Regions from separate parts of the Mus musculus genome. Here region 1 is linked to region 2. A link is a loop called in an ENCODE intact Hi-C map of the cell type or tissue named here. Cell type or tissue: left cerebral cortex. All regions are shown on one strand.

Evidence for each region. A loop is a pair of places that touch in the nucleus more often than their neighbours do. Peaks named below come from ENCODE experiments on the same cell type or tissue, not always from the same donor. Only the 100,000 strongest peaks of a DNase experiment are listed, where the experiment ranks them.
Region 1: it touches region 2 in a loop (2.8-fold over the local background); 3 of 42 quality-filtered maps call a loop at or near these places.

What each region holds. Positions count from the first base shown.
Region 1 is chr14:26,918,978-26,926,977 of GRCm38, forward strand. It overlaps Appl1 (adaptor protein, phosphotyrosine interaction, PH domain and leucine zipper containing 1), which reads right to left. Exons shown (of 22, transcript NM_145221.2): 20 at 6,982-7,032; 21 at 6,440-6,529; 22 at 11-4,894. The coding sequence ends at 4,751. It also overlaps the pseudogene Gm41115. Among named protein-coding and RNA genes, the nearest start is that of Asb14, 28 kb to the left of the region's middle. In left cerebral cortex, no CTCF peak of the experiment used is centred here; no DNase peak of the experiment used is centred here.
Region 2 is chr14:26,664,329-26,672,328 of GRCm38, forward strand. It overlaps Pde12 (phosphodiesterase 12), which reads right to left and starts at 5,518. Exons shown (of 3, transcript NM_178668.3): 1 at 3,920-5,518; 2 at 2,050-2,128; 3 at 1-1,639. The coding sequence starts at 5,224. The coding sequence ends at 1,197. Mir7672 (microRNA 7672) reads right to left here and starts at 5,280; the gene lies at 5,219-5,280. In left cerebral cortex, CTCF peaks have their summits at 3,322 (motif pointing right), 4,906, 5,107 and 6,797 (motif pointing left); DNase peaks (open chromatin) are centred at 2,805, 4,241, 4,797, 5,391 and 1 more place; H3K4me3 peaks cover 3,776 bases; H3K27ac peaks cover 1,614 bases.

The DNA of each region.
Region 1 (8,000 bases), 250 kb after region 2:
TACAAAAATACTGTATAAAAATCATGGACTTTATTATACATTTAAAAAATCCAACGACATATTTCTCGAAGCCTTGTCTGCAAATACCTATTTTGACAAATGAGAAAGTAAGTCCTCTGCTCCACAAGCCACACCATGATCACAAACCCAATTCTAAAGAGGGATACTGAATGTTTAATTGTACACTGCACAATTGGTTAATATCAGTGAAATAAAAGTTAATCAATTTACTTACATTACAAAACCACAAAACATACAAAGCAGTCTTACACATAAATTATCACTTAGTCCCCAGTATTCACGTAACTGAAGCTGGTTACTCACAAGTATAGCCAGAGACTCATTAAAAGTTCAGTATGGACAGTAGTCTCTCCTTGCTGCCTTTGACTTGGGAGACAGAGGCAAGCGGGTATGTGATCTAGGCCAACCTGGTCTAGAGTTCCAGAGCTCCCAGGACTACACAGAAAAACCCTATCTCAGAAAGAATGAGTCATCTTTCATGTCTCAGCTCACCAGTGACACACCACATCAGAAGGAGTACCATTCAATTCTGGAGCGAAACAGGGTTAACTGGATAGCAGAAATGCAAAAAGACCAAATGGAGCATCCAAGATTCAAAGTTAATACGAAAATCCCTCAGGGACCATCATCTCCTCCTGCACTTGTAATGCACTCTCCTCTTCAGAAGATGACTGTAAAGAAACAGCAGAAGTGGAAAATCCCTCCTTGTATTTCCAAGTGGAAGAACTCTAAGGGGTATACCATTCCATTAGATAAATGGCTAGCTGCTGATGGAAGAGGACTTCAGATGGTCCATATAAGTGAAAAATTTGCCAAACTGGCTGAAACACTATACATTGCTGATCAGAAGGCTTGAGCAGCAGTGGAAATGCAAGCCCAAGTAGAAAGTAAGATGACTCAAAAAGAAAAGAAGCATGAAGAGAAACTTAGAGCAGTGGCCCAGGAAGCCAGAGACAGGAATGCTGGGCTCACAACCCATGTGGAAAGAGAGGATGGAGAGGCCCGTGAAAGGGATGAAATCCATCATGACAGATGAAAAGAGGCAGGCAGCATGACCGGATCCTTTCCAGGGCAGCTCCTGATAAGAGGTGGAAACCACAGAGAAATGAGAATCAAACGGTGAAGCCACTGCTCTAGGTGTGCCTAATCCTTCAACTTCCATTTAGTCTTAATAAGCTTATGCTATTAAGAATAATATTCCTGGAAAAGAAATACATAGGAATTAGCCCGATGGAGATTTTTAAAGTACTTTAAAAATACTTAGAAGTATTTTGATTAACATTAGTATTTTATGCTATTGAGGCTTATTAACAAAGTTTTAAATAATTTTTCCTTTAAAGTCCATTTCATCTTATCATTAAAAAAGTTCAGTATGGTTCTAGTTTAAAATCTTTATGTTATTAATGTAGAATGACAATTTCAAAGAGAAATAAACTTGCTAAAAATAAAATTAAAAGTTTGCTTGCCATATACAATGGTGTGTTTAAATACTTAAAAGTATGATCTAAATGCTCAGACTGTTATTAGAAGCAAATATTTCCTTTCATTCGTGTGTCAGAAGACTCTGCTTTAAGGGTCTGCCAGCACTGTCAGTTCAAACTGTGAAGAGTGCAGCTCCTGTAGTTACTTGTGTGTTCACTGCACAAAACCATGCTACCTACAATGTTATGCACATCTTACGATCCTTTTCTCAAAAATAACGGCAACATCCTCATCCCAACACTGTGGAGCTTGGAACACTTTTGAAATTGAACACCAATCAATCATTAAGTAATGGAAAAAAACAAGATTAGCTATAGGTAACAGAATGCAGAGTATAATTAGGTAGGCTAAATTTCATTTTTTAAAAAGCAACTTTGTTAATTTCTAAAAAGCTGGGAGACATGTAGCCAGGCAGTGGCCCTCACTCATGCTTGGTGTCCATCTCATTTCCTGATCAAAGCCACTTTAATGAGAAATAGGTACCAGTCCTCAGCAGGGGCCAGGATCCCTCAGGGGAGAGGGCAGAAGATGCCTGGGATCCAGCCCACACTACAGAGGCTAGGCAGAAGGAAGGAGGCAGCCACCTACTAGCACCCCAGCCCTGCAGGGTCATCTCAGCACCCAGGCCTCTCCCCGTGGCTGGGGCAGCCCTCCCCCCCCTCCCCCCAGGTGCATCTGCCCTCAGTTCTTTCTGTGTGATCTATTTTTTAAGAAGAGTTTGTGTTATTTTTTCATAATGGCTGTAGCAGCAGCTGCTGGTTTTGTTTTAGGTGGATGGGGCTGGGAGGGCCATTTCTTCGCTCTGCTTCAGTTGAACATCTAGGACGTATTAAAACAGTGAAGCTTTTCCAGGGCATTTTGAATATGGAAGAGAATCTGAGCAGACGCCCGCAGGACTAAGACTGAAGAGGCAAGGTCTACTTGCCTTGGCTCAGTGACCGTGACAGGAATGAACCCAAACTCAGAACAAGAAAATCAATTCTGTGCCTCCCCCAAAATAAAAAAGTTGTGGGAGATCTTGGCGGATAGTATAACAGAATGACATCTGTACTAACATTTAGGAAGAAGCTGACAGGAGCCTTCTTCAAGCAGAGAGCTGACTACAGCTGATGTGCAGAATTGCATACAGTTTAATAGTGATACAAGTTAAATCACTGAAACGGACTGATCCACTCAGAATGCGTCCTAGGCACTGGAACACATTTTGGTCTGACCCATGGACATGAACACAACTGGGGGAGTTCCTATGAAACATGACTTAAAAAGAATTAGAAAATTCTTACCTCTGGCCTAAATTTTTATCCAAATATCACTATTTTGTTACCATGCAAAGCACCAACCAAATAAAAGTGCCTCCTGATGACTACTCTTACTATAAAACACAGTTCATCTGAAGCAAGCATGACGTCTTCCATCAAGAAAAGATTCATGAAACTGAAAACCTGGGGTGGGGGTGTGGCTCTGTGGTAGTTTAGTAACTGATCACTGCGAAAATCAACAAACAAAAACAAAATAAAATCAATAGCAACAACAACAACAAAACAAGAAGCCTTACCAATATCAAAAAAAGTTTTAAAAGCAAGACTTGTCACCACTAATCACGGTCTAACCACAGCAGTTCACAGTTTTAACAGAGGAAACACTACTTACTATGAAGGCATTCCCTTTAGTAAGCCCAAAACAGACTTTTAGCCAAATGCACTCCATAAATTGATAATTATTAACTGTATGTTTGGGTAACAGAAGACTTTGAAGAGTAGTAAATAACCATTAGTCTCATTTGGCAAATGGAGAAAAAGAATATGATCCTATATATATCGTTATCTTGTTCCTACAGAAAACAGTGTACTTACAGAGTGTGAAACGGAGCTATAAGCTGAAAACTAAAACTTCTAATTCAGAACAAAGAGAAACTACTTGTGAAATTAGTGGTTAACCTTTTGAAAATCTCTAAATGTATGACTATGTAAAATACTAATCAATATATTTAACCTGTATACATATGTGTGTGTATATATACACACACACACACACACACCTTTTCATGTAGAATGAATGAAAATAAAATCTGTAAACACAGTTTAAAGTCCTAGTAAAGAAAGTTTTGACAGAATCACCCTCAGTACACGCTAACTCTGTCCTGCACTATATGAGGTGTTCAGTTCCTTTTCAGTCTTTCATGGAATTAGACCTTTTACTCATTTGAAAAGTAAAAGTATTTACAATTATTAGTGCAAATTATTCTACACTCAAATTAGTTATTTGCCTTTATGGATAAAAAGTGGCAATTCAATACATTATCAAAATGTGGGATTATGAAAATACTGGGGTTATCAGTCTGAAATTCAAAAGATTGTTTTCTAAACTAAACTGCACATTTTTATTTAAGCAATAAACATAATTGTTATAGAACATCTTTTGAAATGTCACTCATTGTCATTTAAAAATTATTTCACAATACAGAAAATACAATGTATCAGTCTACAACACTCCCTTTACATGTCAATTCTAATATAAAATGTTTGAACAACAACAATCTCAATAAATTCTGAAGTCTTACTCTCTAACCTTTCCTGTTCTGCAGCAATAAGTAAAGTCCCAACCTGAGAACTGAGAAGATGGTAACAAAATACCAAGTGCCACACAAACACCAACAGACACTTGAGGTCTCCCACTGCCATGATCTAGTACATCAGAGAAATGGAGCAAGCCACAAAACATCCTGAAGTCAACAGCACCACCTGCCCCGTCCTTGTGATTTTGTGCAAATTCTATTGCACACTCAATATTGTTACAACACTTGCACACTTATAGAATTCTCCACATAAAGGATGTTAAGCTCACTCAATTGAGCCCTCCCTCACTACCAATAAAACATTCCTAATGAAAGGGAGAGTATACACAGGAATGTCAGAATCCAAGAATAAATCATTCCTTATGGAGACAGCCAATTACAGTGCAAGATAAAATGTTCACAATTTAAAGGAAAAATATCTTGAAGACCTGTAATTCCTCAGCAATCTACTACAGAAAAGTAAGCAGGTCTTGTTTAGGAAAGCAGAGTTGGATGACAATGCATAGTATTTTATTTTTACGGGGAAATGTTCGCTATAACCGGTTATCAAGTTCAGTCTTTTTAAATGAAGCTGAAGCACACTACTGTAAAGCTTATCTCTTCCATGATCTTCAGCATGGATACGCTGTGCCACATCCCAGGGAAATGAGAACTCAAAAAGCAGCAACAAGTTTATGCTTCCGACTCTCTTTTTTTCCCTTCTTCTCCCAAATCACTCTCCTCTGATTGGCTACTGCTAAGAACAAGCTGGCCCTCACTACCAGCCTGGTTTGGTCTACTGGAGGCAGCTATCAACCGACTCTGTTCTTCCAAGTCCTGGTGGAAAGATAAAGAAAGAAACTAAATTTAACTGTCAGCAGTCAGATAAAAAACTATGCAGTTTCCGATGGAGCTCTACTATACATGAGAGCTGTTCCAATCTTGTCACATGCACTCATTCTGATAACCTAATGAAAAGAAAGGCTAGATGCAACAAATGAAAACACCAGCATGAATTTTGGCACCATTTGAATAATCCCAAAAAGCAAACATGCAAAAAAAATAATTAAGAAAGAGCAAAGCCCCCCTCCTTTTGTGGCTAATAACTGAGTTCTGACTGTCTTCTCTCATACACCACTCTGCACCCACTATACACTCTTCAGGTCTTCTCTACTCCTGCCCTGTTTATCTTGCTAAATCAAGTGTCACTTCCCCTCTCCTAAGCTGCCCTTCTTTCTGTGCTGTCTTTGCCATTTTCTCTTCTCAGCCCTGTACCCAGCTCACTTCCAGTTCCTGTGTTCTCTTCACATCCATGTTCCCCAGTTACCTTCTCTCTTCTTTCTTACCATCGATGCCACGCCCTTGAATGACTCTTTCATAGGTTTGATCCTTAGGACCAAAACCTCCTTTAAAAGTGTGTTATACATTTGGTCTCTAATACTTTGTATAATCTCATAATCACAGTTCTATGTCATGTGAGTATTTTATATTTTAGACTTTTTACAGGTTTATGTATCTACATCTCATAATACATATATTAAATTTATCTCTAATAAGCATAAAAAAAAAGTGTGTTATAGAAGAATGGAGGAAGGCCTGAGTGACTGCACTGTTGACATGAGCACAGCCTTGTCAAAGACTACAGTGTCTCAAGCCCACAGGAAGTAACAAAGCCTTCCTCTGGTCTGTGTGCAGATGTTCAGAGTGCAAAAACTAGCAAGCACAGCGTCCTCTTCCTTCCTCCTACTACAGGAATGACACTAACCTGAAACTGTTCTCTACAGACACCTACACAGAGACTACCTATCCCACACCTCCAATGCTGTGCACATAAGAAAATCTGAGTTTGGGGGTTGTTGTGTAGTAGTTGGCTCTACTCCATCAGAAAGAGAACCTATCCCAGCTTTTCTGGGAATGTGTCTGTCTTTTCTTCAGTATCCATTCTTTCTTCATTTCCTGTCACCCCAGTCAGGTTTCCAGAACCAACTTGTGCTGAACACTGTGAGCATGCACGTTTATAGGTCTGTATGTATACATATGCATGTGTATGTGTATACATATATGAATATCACACTCTTGCCAATACCCAAAATAACGATTTCTCCTTCCCACAGTCAATGTGGCTTTCAACAATACAACTATGTCTACTTAAAATCTCTCAAAAGAATTTTTGCAGAGAGACCCCTACTTGGTATATGAAAATTCTGGTTTGTTGCTTTAAGAGCAAGTGATACGTCACAGCAGCTTCCACACAATTCGGATGCCAGCTCTTTCTTGCTATGCAATGAATCAACAAGCAGAAATGGACTTCCATTTGGAAGTTAATCTCAAAGTCACAGTGCTCAATCAGTCCTCATCAATTCCACGTAAAGGACTACATACCTTCTCAATCTGTTTCTGTTTGCTGAGCTCTTTCTGCTGTTTCTCTTTTACTCTCTCTATTTCTTTTTGTTTTTCTGATGCCCTACGATCCTAAAAAGGGGAAGGGTAAATAAAACAGATATGTTAAATAGGAAGTAACTTTAAATTTTACATTATTTCTATTAATATGAGCTTTGTAACTTTTCAGTACATTTACATTAGGCATACAAATAGTTTTCATTCTACAACACACACTAGTCCAGAGTCTTTTCTTTTTTATTTGGTTGGGACTTCTTTGCTTTTTTAGAGACAGGGTTTCTCTGTGTATCTCTGGCTGTCCTGGAACTCACTCTGTAGACCAGGCTGGCCTTGAACTCAGAGATCCACCTGTTTCTGCCTCTCAAGTGCTAGGCCTGGCTCCAGATTCCCAATGCTATACAAGAAACAGCACCTACCATTGATCTTGTTTAGCATATAACTTTATTTACTGCTAGTATGAAAGAGCTTTTATTACACTGCTTTAGCTTAGACAGCCTTGGAAATTAAGTGGCTCTGATTCTTACCAGTTCAGCATGCAAAGCTATCTGTTTTGCCAGTCCAACAGAATCACAAATCTAAAAGGAAAAAAAAAGTAAAACCTTTATATTAAACTAGAGAGTTTTATACTACACTAAAAATTTCAAATACCCAAATGGATGACAGAACTAGTTTCATAATAATATAATATACTTCTTCAAATAAGAATTAATTTAATTATTTCAACCCCAAAGAATCTCAGCGTGTTCCTTCAGAATTGATGACCTTGTACTGCTGGCTTTTCTTTCCACCATGTGTCCATGCTACTTCTCGTTATATCAGATCACCATAAAGCTACTGGTCAAAATGCAGACAAGTAACTGTAGCATGCCCAGGCCCAAGTGATACAACTGATGTATCTACAGCACAATCCCTACACATTTAAGGCTAAGGAAAAATCATATAAGAGAGTTGACCCTCTTTCTGCAGGACCCCCAAACCATAATGGTCCTGCAACATAATAACCCACAGGCTAAGACTTGGGTGACTCTGAGCCTGGACCCCAGGGAACGCTTGCACAAGCAATGCCTAAGTGCACTTAACATAGCCACCCACATCTCCCAAGTCAGCCTACATAATGATCACCCCTCCCTACTGCAATCTCCCTCACCCCCATGACTTTCCCTCAAGCCCTACCACCACTCAGGAGCCTTTCCCAGAGTTGCTTCTCTGGTGTTATCCTGGAAGCCTTAATCCTGAGGCCCTCAAGGCTGCTGAGGCTGGGGCGGGGTGGGGATTCACCCAGTCCCTATTACCCTACATCTCCAACTGGGAACATCATGGAGGTCTGAGTGCTGATGGCCAGTGTCCCTCCCCACTTTGTTCCTGACAACAAAGACCATCAACCCCCAGAGGACAAGGTCCTTCTACAAACTAGGTACCTAGCCACCAGGACCTTCCTCTGACAGAGGATACTAAGCTCATTAGAACCCTCAATGGAAGGAACAGCTGGGAAAAGGGAAAGTATAACCCCATTAGTGAATAAAGATTTGTGAGTGGTTTTAAG
Region 2 (8,000 bases):
TTTGAAGACTTGGAAAATAAGACCTCTTTTTGAGGTAAGAGGCCTTTATTATCTATGCTAGAAATTAAGTGCAGAAAGCTATGCTTATGCTACAGTTAAACCTGGACATGACAAAGCAACCGCTAAAGCATCACCAAGCAGACATGGTGAGAACAAATGCAGTAAAAGCATCTAAACTAGATACTAATCAACACAGCTTGGAATTTCTCATCTTCAAATGTTGGCTTCATCTTCAAATTTTTTATATAAATTATGTGGCACTATTCTGTTCCTCAAGCTATAATGCTTACATCTATAAAAAGTTTATTTCAGATATTGACAAAAACCCATTGTCCCCTTTTTTCCTATGTATGTAGCCCAAGCTGGCCTTGAACTGTGTAACCCAGACCAGAACTGACCTCGACGCAGTCCTGCCTCACGTACCTGAGCACTAGGATTACAGCTATAAAGCACCATGCCTGCTTCCCCTTTTCCCTGTGTGCTTATATTTTATGAGTAAGAGCAAAGGCAAGGGATCAAGTCAAGTCCCCGTCCCTTTGAATACTCTTTTGTGCTTGTATCCTACTATTAAAATGAGCTCAAGTGCAAGTAAGAAGACAAAGTAGACGCGTTTGAACCGTCGTTTGTACACTGAAAACAACGCAGGAAGGAAAATACCTTGCTAACTGAAAAACGAAGAAGCTATAAGAATTGGTAATGGTACATTTTAATCTTTTGTTAAAGCTCCAAAATTATAATAAATTCTAACCAAATTGAGGTAGTGACAGACTAATGTATTCCATGTGTCTCTGAAGTCTCTCACGTTTTACCTACATGTCCCCTCCTTCCCCAATTATATTAACATAATTCAATGTAAAATGTGCTGTGAAAGAAAAATTGAGATTATTCAAATAGTACTTAAAAGTCGTAATTACCAGCTTAAAAAAACTTATAAAATGTACACAATAATTCAATTTTCTTCTTGCTAGTCATAAATATGTTTTCCTCTAAATGTAGGGAATTTTAAAAAGGAGGATAACGATATTATATGATGCAAAGATGAATTAGTTCTGTAACAAAGCCGTCTGGAACATAACCAGTAGGGAATGACCATTGAGTCTGGTGTTGCCTCACTGAAGGTTGATATATGGGCTTTGTTTCATATTACATTTTTTTGGACAGTTCCTAGCTTCCTTTCAGAGTTAGTGAAGTAAAATCTATTTCCATTTTAAGTCACATACAAGTGCTATGTGATCAGAAGGATGAGAAACACTAGGTAAGGCCTGGTGGGTGGTAACTTCTTCATGACTAGGTAATGGAATCACCTGTTCAACCTCTAAAGTATTTAAGTCAATGAAAATGTAATCTAGACATCCGTGAAAGCCACCGACATAATTTGTGTAGGCAGGTTCACCACAAGCACTCTTCAGTTTGAAACAGTGTGAGAGAGGCATGCTGCATCTCTCCTCTTCCCCATTGGAAGCCCAGTCTTCATGATCCTCTGCAATGCTGCCACTGATGACAAAATGATACATGCCTGTTGATGGTGTACTATTAAAGTCTCCACAAAATATAACTGGTATGCCAGGATAGAGATCACGTGAGACATGTCTAATATGAACCAAGGCTACTTCCATTTGAATGAGACGAATGTATCCACCTACAAACAAACAAACAAACAAACAAACAAAATTAGTGCTAAGTATTTTTTAAAGCACCTCCCACCCTGAGAGCACATTGCACCCACAAATCATGGTACCTGAATTACATTCAACACACACACCTTACTTTTGATTTTTTGATAAGAGTTTTGAAATCCACGTTGGCCTAGAACTTGAAATCCTCCTGCCACAGCATCCTCAGAGCTGATTACATGTGTGTACCACAACCCGAGCCCTATCAAACTCTTATCTTGAATGTCACTCAGATTCTACAGGCTATTATTTCACCTTTATATTTAGCCTGTGTGTGTGTGTGTGTGTGTGTGTGTGTGTGTGTGTGTGTGTGCGTACAGCTTTAATAACATTGAGTCTCAATGTTTAAGTCATTGTAAAGCTAAAGAAAACCTACCTTTTGGGTGCCAGTAGAGATGGGTATTAGCAACACATATCTTTTTGGAAGAGTCTGTTGTAGACTGAAGAACTGAAATCTGTAATAGGAAACATCAATGTTCAGTTGGTGTCTGCCGATCTCCTGAAAGTATTTTTGGTTTTGGTGTTGGTTGTTTGAGGCAGTTTCTCACTGTATACTCCTGGCTGTCCTAGAACTCACTATGTAAACTAGCCTGGCCTTGGAACTCATAAAAGTCATCTGCCTCTTCCTCCAAAGTTCTGGGATTAAAGCAGGTGCCATAATACCTGACTCTCAGGCTGAGCTATTTCATTCCACAATCTCTTGAAAACTAAGACACCAAGTTTTAAATCTGACACTACAAGTTTTAAGGTATGTAACATGAGTAAATATAACATTTTAGTAACCATCCAATATACACCATTATGAAAAAATACATTGTAGTTGATAAATTTAAGATTGAACTGTTTCTGCCAGGCAGTGGTGGCGCACACCTTTGATCTCAGCACTTGGGAGGCAGAGGCAGGTGGATTTCTGAGTTCGAGGCCAGCCTGGTCTACCGAGTGACCCTGTCTCGAAAAACCAAAAAAAAAGAAAAAAAAAAGATTAAACTGTTTTCAAGTGTGAAAGCACTTACTTGTCCTGGAGTCAGATCTGTTTGAACAGTCTAGCATTTACAGCACTGTGCCTCGGAGTAAGGTAAAGAAACCATATCACCTCCCTCATAGATGTGTGTATTCAATTAAATGAACTTACATAAGAGTGCACAGAACACAGTGGTGCTTGAAAATGGGTAGACATTCCTTTACTCAGAACAAAACCCATTACATAAAAAACTCTGAAAATGCCCTTAAAGACGATGAGCTTAGTAGCACACAACTTTAATCCCAGCACTTAAGAGGCAGGTGACTCTCAGTGGTTCATGCTAGACTGGCCTACATATCCAGTTCAGGACATCCACCGATACACAGTGAGACCTCATCTCAAAAATATCAACAAAATTCAACAAAGGAAACAAAATAAAATAAAACAAAACACAAACCCACAGATTAAAGCTACGTTCACACCCTGAACAATAATGCTAACATTGTCAAGTGGCTATGAATCCTGGCTTCATACTTCTTTCTATCTATCTATCTATCTATCTATCTATTTAATATATGTGAGTACACTGTTGCTGTCTTCAGACACACCAGAAGAGGGCATCAGATCCCATTCTATCTATCTATCTATCTATCTATCTATCTATTTATTTAATATATGTGAGTACACTGTTGCTGTCTTCAGACACACCAGAAGAGGGCATCAGATCCCATTACAGATGGTTGTGAGCCACCATGTGGTTGCTGGGAATTGAACTCAGGACCTCTGGAAGAGCAGTGAGTGCTCTTAACCACTGAGCCATCTCTCCAGCCCTTCATACTTCTTTCAACTAGCATAAGGACATTAGGAACATTTTCTCATTTATTAAAAAAGGATAGTATCTGTAAAAACAGATAAGCCAATTACTTTTTCTTACACACTAGTTAACAATAGAGACGAAACATCTTAAAACAGGAGGGACTTAGACTTGGGAGTGCTTTAAAGTGCTCTTAAAACGGTACGTGACAAGTTACTATGTCTACCTGGATTGTAAACACTAAGGAATGTCTCTATTCATCTTGTTGAAGGCAACCTGCGGCAGGATAGGCACACTAGGAGAGGTTAAAATGTGCTGAATTAAGGAACAGGCTACACTTTCAAGATGCTGGAGCAAAAACACTTTAAAGAAATGCGTATTTCCAATGACGAGTACTAATACCCAACCCCCTATACTCCGGCAACCCCTAATCCTGGGCGAGTATGAAGAAAACAAGCAGAGCTACTTGACCTGAAGGACAGATGACCTCTGGAGGACCTTCTCCTGTGCTAATGGGTTCAAAGCCAGCTTCTCTAGTAATTCTTTGTGCAGTGGGTCCGACTTGAGGGCTTCTTGAAAAGAGATGTCATGTTGACTAAGGAGCCTGAACTTGGACTTCCGGTAGAAAGTGGCCAGGCCTTCGTGCTGCTTGATTCGGAACACGCCCTCCAGCCCGAAGGCCTCCAGGGCCGGTACCAAGCTGTCGGAGAACACCGCGCGGTCCACCTCCTGCAAACAGATGAGGTCTGCGTTGTAGCCTGTGAGCTCCTTCTGTATGAGATTCTGGCGGTAGTCAAGCTCCAGGGCGTAGGGGGCACAGTACGGGTACAAGACCGTCCGAGAGAACTCAGTCTGGGCGTACGTGTCTGCCAGGATGTTGTAGGAGACAGTGCGGATGAAAGAGTCCTCCGTCACCTTCTTGGTGTACAGATGTCGATGGTCAAAAGTGCAGGTGCCAGGCCCGGCCTCCACCGGGCACAGGCTTTCTAGCTCCCGGCTTGGCCCGAAGCGCTGCCCATTGCCCGGTGTACAGTGAAGCCGGAGCCGGAGCCCGATGTCTGCATTGCACGGGGTGTAGACGCGCTCGTCCACACCGGTCTCGATCCAAGCTGAAGGCTGCGAAGAGTGAGACGAGGACGCGGGGCCGCTGTCCCCAGGTTCTGCCGCCCCGGGTTTGACTTCCTTGTACCAGCGGAACACGGAGCTGGCGGGATCCCCAAATTCCACGCCGAGTTTGGGGCACACAGGGAAGCCAGCCATGATGTAGCGCGGCAACTGCAGCTCCGTGAAGGTGGGCGGGTTGCGCTCCACCTTGTACTTGACGTCGCCGATCTGCAGCACCGCTCCGTCCTGCCAGGCGTCCACATTGAGCACATCCTCGGCCACCGCCTCCTCCCGGTAGTACAGCTTCACCACCGGCTCGCAGGTCGCAACCGGCTCAGGCCCTGTAGCCTCACAGGCCGCGCCACCGCTCGAGTGGGCTCGGTTCTTCCTGCTCTTCTTGGCGGCCGCTACCTTTGCGTGTCCCTTGAGGGCGTTGGTAGCGATCCGGCTGAGGGCCCGGCCCAGAGGCTCGCTCTGGTCCCTCTGCATGTTTTTGTGGCTGCCGTCGGCCAACGCGAAAGACAGGCTGAGCTTGGGCTCCGAGGGCACACAGCGCACCACCGCGCGCTCCATGGCGCGCACCGCCTCGTGAGTCCCTGCCTCGGCCCGGCTGCGCCGCTCCACCACCGACCGGACCCCACGAAGCGCGCTGCGGCCCGGGAGCCTCCACATGAACCTGGCAGCCGACGAGATCAGAGATCCAGAGTCGCCCGCTGTCAAGTCCACCGGGAGGAGCGGCCGTGGCCGGGTACAAGACCCATTCAGACCGTGGACTTCCGGTCGGCGGCAAGCAGAAGCCGGGGTGTGAGCATCAAGCGCGCGGTGTTCCCGACTCGCACTTTCGCCAAGGCCACTTGCCAGCTCCTTCTTGTCTTGACCGCCGGTCTCGAGTTTCGAGCGCCTTGGTGTTTTTATTCAACATGGGTAAAAGGCGAAGAGTGAAGGAAATATAAGAGTGCCCGAGGGAGCTACCAGAACCCGAAGTTTTGTTGAAAGTGTAGGCTGAGGGCGGGAACAATAGGCTTACGGAACCGGAAGTGACTGGGCGGTGCCTCCGGGAAACACTAGGCTTTCTGTCATTTCCAGTTGCTCCGGTTATGGCTGTGTGTAGGCGCCGGCCTCCTCCCCAGGATTGCAACGTCCGCTCTGCACAGTTGGCGGACCTGTTCCCTGGTCTTTCGAGGTGTGGCGGGTCGAGTGAAGCTAAGCACGACAAGTGTGGAGCTTGTGGTAGCTAAGGAGCTCCGAGCCGCCCGCCGGCTTCTTCCACCAGCTTGTGAGCTCTGAGGATACAAAACACAAGATGCATAATGTACTTGAGCCTCGCGCTTTTGTTGTTGTTAGGTTTTGAGGTAGGTTTCCTATCCGCCTTGGAACCCAGGAAGACTGAGTCAAAGCTACACAGCATAGTAAATGATAGAAAAAGTACAGACATGTTTTCGAAAGCTGTTAGTGGTTTAAGTAGTAAAGAGCTTGGAAGACCTTGTCTTTGTAGGGTTGAAAGGTTTAGCAAATAAAATTATAGGACTCAGGTAAAACTTTAAGAACTCTTTAAACGAAGACGCTAAACCCCTCCCCATTTTACTTAATTTGAAGATTAAATTTCGCCGAGAGTTTTATTTCTTAATACGAATGATCTTGGTTTATTTGTAGACCAAAACGAAGTCCTATCTGACTGGAACAGGGAGCCCCGGGAGTACTAGTCTGTAAGAAAGACCCTTCAACTCTACTGAACTCAGATTGTCAGGCCTGGCAGCAACTTTACCCATTGAGCCATTTCGCCAGCCCAGACCTTTTGTTTGCACGGTCTTTTATTTTTCAAGAAGTATTCTGACAATGTCAAATCTCGTGGAAAGCTTGTTTTTAATCCACAAGCTTGAAAGTAATAAGCAAATGCCTTTTTGTTGTTTTTGGTTTTCGAAGCAGGATTTACTTTGTGTATTCCTGAGATCTGCCTGTCTCTGCCTCCTGAGTGCTGGGATTAAAGGCATACACCACCATGCCCAGCTGTAAATGCCACTACTGAAGCTATACTTTTATTAAATTGACTTATAGCCCCATTTGTAATTATATAATTGAAACTTGAGAGATTAAGCAATAGTATGATTTTGATAATACATATTGGAGGGAAAGGACTAGGAACACTTTTATTTTTAATATCAAGAAACACAAACTGGCTGGAGAGATGGCTCAGTGATTAAAAGCACTTGACTGCTCTCCTGAGTTCAATTCTCAGCAACCACAGGGTGGCTCACAACCATTTGTAGTGAGTTCTGATGCCCTCTTTTGGTATATCTGAAGTCAGCAACAGTGTACTCATACAGATAAAATAAAATTTTTTAAAAAAGAAGAAGAAACACAAACTAAGGGTACAGTTCAGTGATAAGAGTACTTGGCTAGCAATTGTGAGGATTTAAGAAGGCCTTAGAGAAAGAAAGTCTGCAAATAGCATAGTTGGTATAGTGTTTGCCATGCAAGAATGAGGATTTAAGTTTGATCCTTAGAACCCAGATGAAAATGCTAGGCAGAATGGTATGTGCTTCTATTCCCAGCTCTGCGATTACAGGTGGAGCCTTGGGGTTCTGGGCCAGACAACCTAGCCTAAATACAAGCTCCAAGTCAATGAGAGAACCTGTCTCAAAAAACCAGGGTGGTTTTTCCTAAGTAAAGACACTGGAAATTGACATCTCACCTTTACACATGAGCATATGTGTGCATGTTCAACTCCCCAAAACACACAACACATGTGTCAATATAGACACATGATTTTCTTTTAAGTTTCAAATTAAAAGGAAAACTACAAAACTAAGCTAGGCGTGGTGGCACATGTGTTCTAGACCAGCCTGGACTATGTAGTGCTACCTCCAATCAATACGAAAGAAACATACCTATAAGAATCATGTCTACCAAGCCGGGCGTAGTGGCGCACACCTTGAATCCCAGCACTCGGGAGGCAGAGGCAGGCGAATTTATGAGTTCAAGGCCAGCCTGGCCTACAGAGTGAGTTCCAGGACAGCCAGGGCTACACAAAGAAACTCTGTCTCGAAAAACAAAAACAAACAAACAATCATGCCTACCTATGTATCATGTATAAATCTTCCAGTACTCATGTGAAGTCTGGTTTACTCTGATTACTTTCATTACAGTAGATGATATTGGCTGTAAACACTGTTTGCTTAGATACTATTTATACTTAGGGTCAAAATGAAACTGTAGTTTTGGGTGATAGTATTCAGAAGTTTTGAATAGTACTTTGTTGCGGCCGCCAGCAGCTCGCAACATGAACAGTTCGACTGATATGGCTACTGGAGCTGTAAGAGAGGAATCTAGACGGGGCGAAAGAAGAAACGGAGCTAAGACAAATTCATTCTGATCAAAGCTCAAATTTTATTGTCGCGACACTAGTTATGAAGGAAGGGGGAGGAGACCCGATTCCCGCCAAATAATC